2 separate regions of the Mus musculus genome follow, and region 2 is linked to region 1. Evidence: chromatin loops called from intact Hi-C (ENCODE). Cell type or tissue: left cerebral cortex. All regions are shown on one strand. Each heading gives the region's core, and the rest is flanking DNA. Links, peaks and the distances in the headings are about the cores only. Region 1 has its middle 180 kb from the start of Gm25204. Region 2 has its middle 9.5 kb from the start of Grid1.

Evidence for each region. A loop is a pair of places that touch in the nucleus more often than their neighbours do. Peaks named below come from ENCODE experiments on the same cell type or tissue, not always from the same donor. Only the 100,000 strongest peaks of a DNase experiment are listed, where the experiment ranks them.
Region 2: a loop joins it to region 1, with 7 times the contacts of the local background. A loop is called at or near these places in 4 of 42 quality-filtered maps.

What each region holds. Positions count from the first base shown.
Region 1 is chr14:36,581,591-36,586,968 of GRCm38, reverse strand. No RefSeq gene overlaps it. Among named protein-coding and RNA genes, the nearest start is that of Gm25204, 180 kb to the left of the region's middle. In left cerebral cortex, for the core only: a CTCF peak has its summit at 2,542 (motif pointing right); DNase peaks (open chromatin) are centred at 2,559, 3,421 and 3,699.
Region 2 is chr14:34,807,898-34,813,275 of GRCm38, reverse strand. No RefSeq gene overlaps it. Among named protein-coding and RNA genes, the nearest start is that of Grid1, 9.5 kb to the left of the region's middle. In left cerebral cortex, for the core only: a CTCF peak has its summit at 2,342 (motif pointing left); a DNase peak (open chromatin) is centred at 2,334; H3K4me3 peaks cover 550 bases.

The DNA of each region.
Region 1 (5,378 bases), core at 88-5,087:
CCAGATCTTTCCACGAATATCAAAATCTGTAATGGTTATGTTTCCTATATAAAATGCATTATGGATTTGTATATGTATACATGCACATGTTGTGTATATAGCTTACATATACCTTCTTGTCCACTTTTAAGTCACTATTACATTAATAATCACTGTAAGCAAATGTTGCATAAATTGTTATTTTTCATTGTTTAGGGAATAGGGAAAGAAAAAAAGGTCTTGTTTATATTTAGTAGAGATCACCTGCCTTTGATATTTTAAACTGTAGTTGATTGAATAAATTGCTGAGGAACCCATGAATGAAGAAGGCTGGTCACATCTTTCTTCATAGTACAGTAGATACAGTGGTGTCATCCAAATTTACCCTCCACACTGATAGGTTTGTTTCCTGAAGTTGTCAGTCCTGTGGAAATTGCCCATCTCTGGGGAATGTTATTTCTCTGAAGAGCATGCTTCCTTCCTGGGACAGCTTGCATCTTACTACTGGTAGATGTACAAGGACAGCAGCTGGCATCCTTCCTAGCACAGGATAATGCTGAAAAACCACCTGAGCTTACATCTCTGATATCATTGTCCAACTTCTCCATTTATTAAATCTGTTTTTTTTTTCTCCCCTCTCTCTGAGTCTCATATAGCTAAGGCTAGCCTCACATTTGCTGTGTGCCAAAGATAGCAAATTGAATTCCTGATTCTCCTTCTAATTCCTCTGAATTTTAGAATTATAGTAATAAGCAAGCCACCATGCTCAGCTCCATTTCCTTTTCTAGGTATCAGTCCTAAGAACATGTCTGATGTAAACTTCCTTCATGATAGTTTCCCCTCCAGAGTCTGATTCATTAGGATCTCAGTGACCACTGAGTCACGTCTCTCAATATTCTTGCTTGTCTGTCACAGTGTCAAGCCTGAAGACACCCCAGTGGCTTTACCTGGACTCCATTTGTTGATGTCTTTCTTTTTCTTCAAATATCTGTTCAAATATTCTCTCATCAAGCAGGGCTTCGGGATCTCTCTATTAGAATAAACCCATTATTTCTTATTTCCCTGATTTATTTTCTACCTCCATCTATGGCCTTTGGACACATATTTTCAGTCGATTGTGCCTTCTTCTAAGAGTGCGTATGCTCCATGGGAATATTTTGTTTATTGCTCTTTCCACAGTATCTGGCCCAGAGTAAAACCTGAATAAATGTTTGCAGAAACAATGAATAATGAGTGAATTCAATTTTTCTTGTTTTATATCTGCAAGTAAATTCACTTTCCAGGCTCCCTGTTTTTGGGTGCAGTGGGATGGCTGAGATTTGAGTAGAAAGTATATCCTGTGTTTTATCCCTGACTAATTTACCTGGACTACTCCTGTGGGTAGGATTCCTGGAAGGTTGCCTGGACAAAACCACCTTCCCTCCCTCCCCTTCCCTTCCCCTTCCCTTCCCTTCCCTTCCCTTCCCCTCCCCTCCCCTCCCCTTCCTTCCCTCTTTCCTTCTTGTCTTCTTTCCTTCCCTCCTTCCTTCCTTCTCCTTTCTTTTATTTTTGAATAAAATTGTTTATTTTGAAAAAAACTGTTCTGTACTATATTTGAGCTGTTTTATATTTTAGAGGATAGTGGTTCCTGCCTCAAACATTTTTTTTTTACCTTGACCTTTATCACTGACTGTTGTGTGGTGGGATTATAAGCGGAGGTGCTCAGCTGTCACTCACAATGGGTGATCAACAGCCATTGCCTTGGCTTTAACCCTAGACACTCTTCTTCTGGAGAACTAGTTATTTATTGGTGAGTTGAGCTGATTTGCATGATTCTTGAGTTCATCGTCACTGTAGTTTTTCAATGTTATAAAATCCTTCTTTGTTAGAAAAATAAACACAGGGTTGGGATACAGATCACTCAGTAAAGAGTTTGCCTCATAAGTATGATAACCAGAGTTCCATCCCCAGTACCCATTTATAAGAGTGAGTATGATAATGTCCTTGTCCTAGTGTTGGGGATGGAGAGACAAGTAGACCCTTAGAATTTGGGGGCCAACCACTGTACTCAGTTGAGCCCTAGATTCCTAGGAAAGACAAGATGGGTAGCTCCTGAGGGACAACATCTGAGGTTAACTTCTGCCCTCAGTGTCCACATGCACATACTTGCACATGCACCCACATATGAACATGCAAACACATGTACACACAAACACAATATAAACACAAAGCTTGTAACTCAGCATTTCAATTAAAAACAAGAGAAATGAATAAGCATGTCTTAATGCTTGGCAGGTTTTCCTTTTGTTCTGGATCTCTGTTCATTGTCCCATTTGGGAATATGAGTCTCTGAACATTCCTTCCCACTGTGGATGGATCTAATATCTGAAAGATTGTTATTGAGAAGTGTTGCTTGGAGGCCTGATCAGAGGTGAGCAGGTAAATGAGCAGTAACTGATTCAATTAACTGATAAACATTGAACAGCACAGGTCCAAGCCACCTTCTCTGAACAAAGAGCCTCCTGTTCAATCAAGCAACCACCAGGGTAGTAGTTCTTTCTTAAGAGGAAGGATGCGGAGTCAGTGCCTTCCACGGTCCAGAAGATGGCGACATACACATTTAAGGGACAGTTGATGGGCAGGTTGTCCTTTGTAAGAAACAATCTTAATTGAATGGTTTTGCAGCAGAAGCCACCCTTTTGCTGACCCCCACACTGTCCCTTCTGGAAGGTCAGGTCATTCACAGTATGCCTCTTTCTTTTTACTGCCCAGTACAGTAGGGAGAACACTGTATGGAAGTTTGAAATCCTGCCCTTGTCATTTGTAAGCTCTGTGGCCCTGAGGATAGCACTTAACCTTGGTTTTGTTCAATATAACTTTGGATGAATAAGAACTCTATCATTGGGATCCGTGGAGTCAATGAAATAATGAACCTTAAGTATTTTATGTATTGTTGCGTTGGCACAGCTCTCTGCATTAGAAAAGGGTTCTAAGGTTCTGGGTGAGGCAGCCCCTCAGAAAGATGTGGTGAGTTTAGAGGGGACTGGGGCTCAGCCTCCAGTCACTCAGAGCCAACTGAGTCATGCATGGCAGCTTCTGCTCTCTGCCCCACCCTGGAATCCTGTGAGCCTGGAGTTTGTTGATGACTAATGTATAAGTATGGCTTTTATCTCTCAAAGGAGAAGGCAGGTTTGGGTGCCATGTCACTCCTATGGAAGGAGTTGAAAGAGAGGTGACTATGACAATTTAAGCCTTACCAAAAAAAAAAAAAAGCATAAATTGAAAAAAATGACTTCTTGAATATCTGAAGTAGAAGCTTAGCCTTCAAAGCATGAAAATTTACCTGCCTGGAAAATTGGATTTCTTACCCTCTAGGTTGGCAAAATTTCTGGATAACTTTGGGTGTCTAAACTGTGGGTTCCTGTGAATGATGGCTATGAACAGCAGAGCTCCAGCAGTGGGGACATGTTGCTATGGCAACCTGAAGCTAGAAGTTCCTCCAAGCCTTAGAAAGGCTGTCAATTAGATCCATGCACTTGGGGAGTTTAATGAAAACAGACACTTGTCATTTTTCTAACAGCCTTCCAACATTCTATACGTTTAAAATATTTCTATGGAAGGAAAAGCCTGCGGTTAAGTTTAGCTGTTTATTTTAAGAGAATTCCCCTGTGTGACTTTGACAGGGCAGATATTTTTCCCCTCTCCACACGAAAGGAGAAAAGCAAGGCCCTCCAGTGTTGCACAAAAATGCGATTAGGAGAGTCACTTATGTAGTTCAGGTGAAGCGATGTGAGGGGAGAGCGCCTCCACCCTACATCCTTGTACTCATTGGGGTGGGCAGGCAATCTCCCTTCATGTTCATACATCTTCAGCTGATCTCCTCTAGCTCTATGGCATGGCGCACCCATGCTGACTAATAGGTACCTTTCGTTAATGGGGCAGCTCAGAAAAGAAAACTTTATTAGACATCACTCTTTCCAAATGTCAGACACCAAAGAAAACAGAATCAGAATCTTTTGCTCAGACTGGCTTGCCCTATGAGGCTGGCTGCTGGGATCTATCTCTCACTGAGAACGCAAATCAATAGTCAGTGTGGAAACCGCAGTTGGTAACAGAAGCTTATTCTAAGATTGGCTAGAATATTTATTTCCAATGGACTATGTGCATGTGTGTGTGTGTGTGTGTGTGTGTAAGCAAGTGTGCGTCTATCTATTTGTTTATGTTCACCCAAATCTGCCACTTTTGTACTGCAGCTCGCAAAGGAAACATACCTCTTATCTTGGATATGACAGTCCACCAGACAGAAACAGTTTTCAAAGGGGGCTGAAAACTGATAATGTCAGGCACATTCAAACAGGTGAAGGCTCCTATTTAAATAGAGTCTTTCTTTGCTTAACATATTACCCAGTCCAATGACAATCGAAAACTCAGCCCCCCACACTGAGAACCCATGGCTGATGCCTCCTTGATGTCTGGGTACGAGGCGTGCTGCTCTCTTTACTTTCCTTTTAAATGTCAATTTGTAAGTAGGTCAACAGAAAGTCGAATGTTGTTGGGTCTCCAGTTAAGTTTAGTTCATAAAAATGTGGCCAATTTAGCTCCCTGGTTCTCAGCAATATTTGAAAATTGCATTTTATAAGTTGGGTCTGATTGCATCTGCTAATTATCACATCTCTGCTCATGGCACAGAAGCTAAGGATATTGGTAGGCAAAGACACAGATATTGCCTGCCCTCACTGATTGAATGGGTGTAGAGCAAGAATAAAACAGCTCCCCAAAGTATGTATATTATGTGGCCCCAGATGAAGATTATTCTGAGAAATCCCTTCTTGGTTTTTTTGTTTTGTTTTGTTTTGTTTTTTAACAGTATTTGTGAGTATTAGCATACTGAAAACCAGAAGCAGAAAGCTGGAGTCAGATCTCTTCATACTCTGCTCCTTCCTCTGATACTGAAAACTACAAAGTGGTTGCTAGAGTGATCCTCCAATCAATTGCATTAAGATTGGCAATGTGGTCCCATGCATGATCAGAACATAAGGCCATGTATCAGAGCTCTGCCACTGATTGCCTGTTGAATCTTGGGACAGTCTCTCTGCCTGGCTTTTGAGTTCATTATCTGTATTATTATAAGAGGGTTGAGCTAATTGAGTACAAGGTTTCTTCTCTCTTTTCTAAGGTTGAAACCTGCCACGTGACCAGGAAACCGTTCCTTTCATAGTTGGGATAAAACTCCCATTGCTGTTTAGGCGATGTCTGGGCAGAGCTTCCCAGACTAGCTGTGAGGATTTGAAGGACTAGAATTCACGTTTTGCTGCCCCCAGCATGCTCAAGATTTTAATCACCCCGATAACTCAAACCAACATCAAGTTATGTAGAGCAAGTAGTATAACACACTCCCCTAAATGTTCTTGCATAATAGA
Region 2 (5,378 bases), core at 210-5,209, 1.8 Mb after region 1:
GTCCAGGTTGCAGATACCCCAAGCATCAGCCATGTGTGCCCTCATATGGAGGCCAGAAAATAGGCTGAAAGGCAAGGAACATCTCTTAGTGAGAAACCGCCATTGGACCTTTTCCACCACTTCCCCTTAGCCTGTGTGGGGCACAAGGCCATGGGAGGCAGGGGTCAGCAGGAGAGACTGCTGGACACAGCCACCAGGTGACAGGTATATCTGAGACACACTGCAGACAATCTGCCCTACTTTCTAATAGCAAGCCATCCCACCTTATTTCTTTCAAGACAGAAAGCCCTTTTTTGTTTCTATTCAAAAAAAAAAAAAAAAAAAGCTTGTTTCGATGTCTCCTTTGGTCTAGAACATGTGGAAAAGAACATCCCACAATTCAAAACACCATAGCCATGACCTTCCTTCAACCAGGCGTGGCTCTGGGGGTCTTTCAGGGCTATGACACGTTGGCCAAAGCTCTGCCCATGAAGAATAAAATATGGCCGCTCAATAAATGGCCGTGCCCCCTGCGTTTTCTCTTCTGCCTACCTGGAAAACATACAGGGTCTTAGAAGCCATTGGTCATGTCAGGACCTTAAGAAGCCACACATGGATGACCCTGAGCTAGCCCACAAGCTTGCTGCTCATGAGCCCCAGTTCCAGAGCCAGCTGTACCTCCACACACATTAGCTACCATGCAGGCATTTCCATGCCAAGAGACTACCGGCCTTCGCTGATACCACCAACCAGTGATTTCATGATTCATCCATCTTGATGTTGTTGTTATTGTTATTATTGTTGTTGTTGTTGCTGCTGCTGCTGCTGCTGATGTTGTTATTGTTTTATTGAGGAGTTTTGTTTTGTTTTGTTTTGTTTTGTTTTGAGTCTTACTTTGTAGCCCAAGTTGGCTTCAAACTCAGGCTCCTCCTGTCTCAGCCTCCCAAGCACTGGGCTTATGAGATTATCCCACCAGGCTGAGTGACCTGTCCTTTTTTCTATTCAAGGACAGAAATTGTGTAATTTTCTTATTGCTTGACTTCCAGTGGCAGAGCACCTGCCTACCACACACTAGAGCCAGCACCACAGCCGACCGGAAACTCCACAGAGGAAGGAGTTTTACTTACGCCTTATTTCTAGTACCCAGAACAGTAGCTGTCATACCCAGGAGATGCTGGTGTGTTAAATCAATCAGTTAGCATCTCAATAAAAATTTCCTGAAAACACGGTTTTTAGTAGCTGATCAGGTTTTGTCCCACAGAATAGAGCATACTTGATATAACTGGTCATACAATACTACTGTAAGATCTTTGTGTATATATTTTCTGCTCTTATACAATTGTTTTCTTAGGATAAATGCCCAGAATTGGAGTTATTAGGTGAAAGGCTATAAAATATTTAAGCCTTTTAACGTATAATTCCCAAAGCTGTACACTCCAAAGCTGTTTTTTAAGCCAATTTACACTCCCGCACACAATTAATGAAAATATCGTCTCTACCCCGTCCCAAACACAGGCGTTATTCATTTCTTTCTTGCTTTTTTTTTTTTCCTCCATCCTGATAAGTGAGCATGTATTTCTCAAAACTGCGGCGAAGCACATTCCCGACTCCCTAGGAACACTGAGGACTCTGCCAGTCTGGGGTCTTTGGCTGGTCCCCTTCCAAAAGTTCCTGGCACCTATTCTTTTGTTGTAGGTACCACATGTGGTGTTGATGACGTCCTTTGGTCAGTGTTCAATCCCCTCAGGAAGAGGGACGGGAGGAACGAAGCATGGGAACGAGGCTGCCTAAGACAAGAAGCCTGGATTCCTGAAGATCTTAGGACCCTAACCACTAATGATGACATCCTTCAATGAAGCTGGTCACCTGTTAAGAGGCATACTGGGTGGGACAGACAGACATGCTGATCTTAGATCCAGAGCTTAGGGGCGGCAGTGACCTTGGATAGGTGCAAGGGAAACAAGACCTTCCTCTGGAAACAGGGTGGAAGGAAACTGATAGCAGGGATGCCCCAGCAGGGATGAACAAAAAGATCAGGAGAGACTTCCAGGAGAAAAGACATAAAGCGTAAGTTTATAAAGCATAAGACGCGCCCCTCTGAGGTGAGCTGTTCTTAGGACTGCAAGCCCTCAAATGGAAATAAGCATCCTCAGAGGACAACCGGAACTCGGTTAACCCGTGAAGGAGCACCAGGCACAGAAAAGCCCCAAGCAGAATGGAGACTGTGATCTCCGGCTCTCAAACACACCACCCCCTACCCCAACTCCTGCAACCAGGACAATTCAGGGAACCCACCAGCGCAGCCGCAGTTGTCAAGCTGAACCAGCTAGCCCGCCCAGAGCAGCCGTGGTGCAATGCTGCTCTCTGCTGGCCATTGCTGGAAATATAGCACTTCGAGGCGCTTAAGGAAGAGACTCATCTGGCAAAGCTTGAGTCTTGGTCTTAATGAAAGCAAGTGACTTCAAACTAGATTGCCTCGCCCAGCCTTAAAATTGAGGGAGACGCCTAGTATTGTTGAAACTTGATGTGTCATGTTTGGTTGATAACTCTGAGGCCCGCTGTTTCTGAAGAGAAACGGAGGAGGAGTGGATGGGGGGGGGGGGGGCGGTGCGTGTCGTGGGGAGAGAGGAGTGACAGACTTGGAGGAGAGGAAGAAGAGGAAACTGCAGTCAATATGTAATATATGATGGAAAAACAAGAGATGGGGAAGGAGGGAAGGAAGGAGGATGAGAGGGAGAGGGAAGGGAGAGAGAGAGAGAGAGAAAAGGAAGGAAGGAAGGAAGGAAGGAAGGAAGGAAGGAAGGAAGGAAGGAAGGAAGGAGAGGGAGGGAGGGAGGGAGGGAGGGAGGAAGGAAGGAAGGAAGGAAGGAAGAAAGGAAGGAAGGAAAGAAGGAAAGAAGGAAAGAAGGAAATGAAGGAAAGAAGGAAATGAAGGAGGGAAGGAGGAAGGGAAGGAAGGAGGGAGAGAAGACACCACTAGGCTGTGAGGCCTGAAAGCCGCAACAGTAATAGGCAGCCACAACATCCCCACTGGTAAAACAGTGACACATATCTTGGGAGTCACCATTAAGTGTGTAATTAAACTTAAGGTCCACTCAGTAGGAAGTACCTCATGCCTGGTATTGTGAACATAACAAAGTATCTATGGGTGGAGACATCATAGGCCTTAGAGGAAAATCTACTGCTGCCACTTCCCTAAACATGGCTTGTAACTGTATCTAAGTATTTATCCTTAGACCGACAGATAGTGTAGCCCTTGCTCCTCCTCAGAGTTTCTTTTTGTAGCAGATGGAGACCTGGACAGAGATCAACAACTGGTCCAAATGCAGAGAACATGTGAGGATGGCATTTCCAGACGCTATTTGCATGGCTACAGTACCACCTGTCACTATCAATCACCTCACATGAACCAGGCACATTGGCACATGCCTGTAACCTGCCCACCGTGTGCTCAGGAGGCTGAGGGATCATGAGTTCAAGGACAGTCCACAACTGAAAACCACGTTGCACTTGGCCAAGCTGGACTCCTCAGCATGTGCTCAAAGGCCTTCATAACTTTGCATCCCCCTAATCCAACCTGTCTCCAGAGATGCGTTAACTGTGCCCTTGGAATTTCCGGTCAGTGGGAAATTCATAACCGAACACACCGTAGTGAAACGGAAGAAGACCAGAGACCTGAAGAAAGAGCAGAAACGCAGATGGAGAAGAAAGGGTGCAGACCTTACAATTCTACAACACAGGCACAAACAGGAGAGAGACAGAGACAGACAGAGAGGGGGGAGAGAAGGAGAGGGAGAGGGAGGGAGGAAGACAGAGGGAGGGAGGGAGGGAGGGAGGGAGGGAGGGAGGGAGGGAGGGAGGGAGGGAGGGAGGGAGGGAGAGGGAGAGAGGGAGGGAGGGAGGGAGGGAGGGAGGGAGGGAGGGAGGGAGGGAGGGAGGGAGGGAGAAGGAGAGAGGGAGGCAGGAAACAGTGGGATGTCAGTTTCAGTGAACCAAAAAACTCCAGATGGAGGAGAAAATATCTTCCAAGAATGAAGAAGAAATAAAGAATTTTTTCAGGTAAACACAAGCTTAGAGAGTTCATTTAGAAATAAATATTCACTAAAGGAAATGCTAGAGGAAGTATTTCAAGCAGAAAGAATGGGATCCCAGGTGAGGGGACCGATGCGCAACAGTAGTAACGTCTGTGGAGAGAGAAAGGCTCAGAATTGAAAAACGAGGTAATAGCTACCTTGGGCCGGGAAAACGGAGAGACTACTGATTAACTGCAGAGCGTGGGGAACTGGCCATGCAGAGGTTTGTTAGGGGTTAAAACAGGGTCTTGCTATATAGCCCAGACTGGCCTGAAACTTGAGGTCATCCTATCTCTATCTGCTGATTACGGTACACACCACCATGTCTGGCTAGTATACAGATGTTAACTTTGAGGGAAAATAGAGACAGATACAGAGTGGCAGAATAATTTCTGAGAGAGACTGCATGATAAAATAGTATAGAGTTAAACCCAAGGAATTGAGACAAAAAGAAACATAGGCAAGACGGGCAAATGCACAAACAAAAATGTTATTTTTTAAATTTTATTCTCTGATATATTACAGCAGTTTCTTCTCCTTCCACTCCTATGTGGCCAGTTCAGACTCTGTATCTCCCACTAGGAGTCTTTGCTAGGGCCACCCTCATGATTGCTGGGAGTTTCCATTGCCCTAGGTTTCTACCTCGCCCACAAAATGTCCCCCAGCTCCAGTTCTCCCTTTTCTCTCCCTCTCCCCCTCCCCCTCCCCCTCCCCCTCCTCCTTCCCTCCCCCCTCTCCATCCTTCCTAACCTGATCACTCCTGTTCCCATCCCTCACCCCATCCCCAGTCCACCCACAAAATCTATTCGAATCTATTCTATTTCCCCTTCCCGGGAAGAGTCATGCATCTCCCCTTGAGCCCTCCTTGTTTCTTAGCCTCTCTGGGTCTGTGGATTGTCCCATGGTTGTCCTTTATTTATCAGCTAATGTCCACTTATAAGTGAGTACATACCATGTTTATCTTTCTGGGTCTGGATTATCCCACTGATTTTTTTTGTTTTGTTTTGTTTTGTTTTGTTTTGTTTTTTTTTCTGATTCCAACCATTTGCCTGCAAAATCCGTGGTGGTTGGGTTTTTTTTGTTTTTGTCTTTTGGGGTTTTTTGGGTTTGGGTTTTGGGTTTTTGGTTTTTTTCGAGACAGGGTTTCCCTGTATAGCTCTGGAACTCACTTTGTAGACCAGGCTGGCCTTGAATTCAGAAATCTACCTGCCTCTGCCTTCCAAATGTTGGGATTAAAGACGTGTGCCACCACCGCCCGGCGGTGTTATTTTTTAAACCACTGAGTAGTACTCCATTGTGTAAATATACCATATTTTACCCATTCTT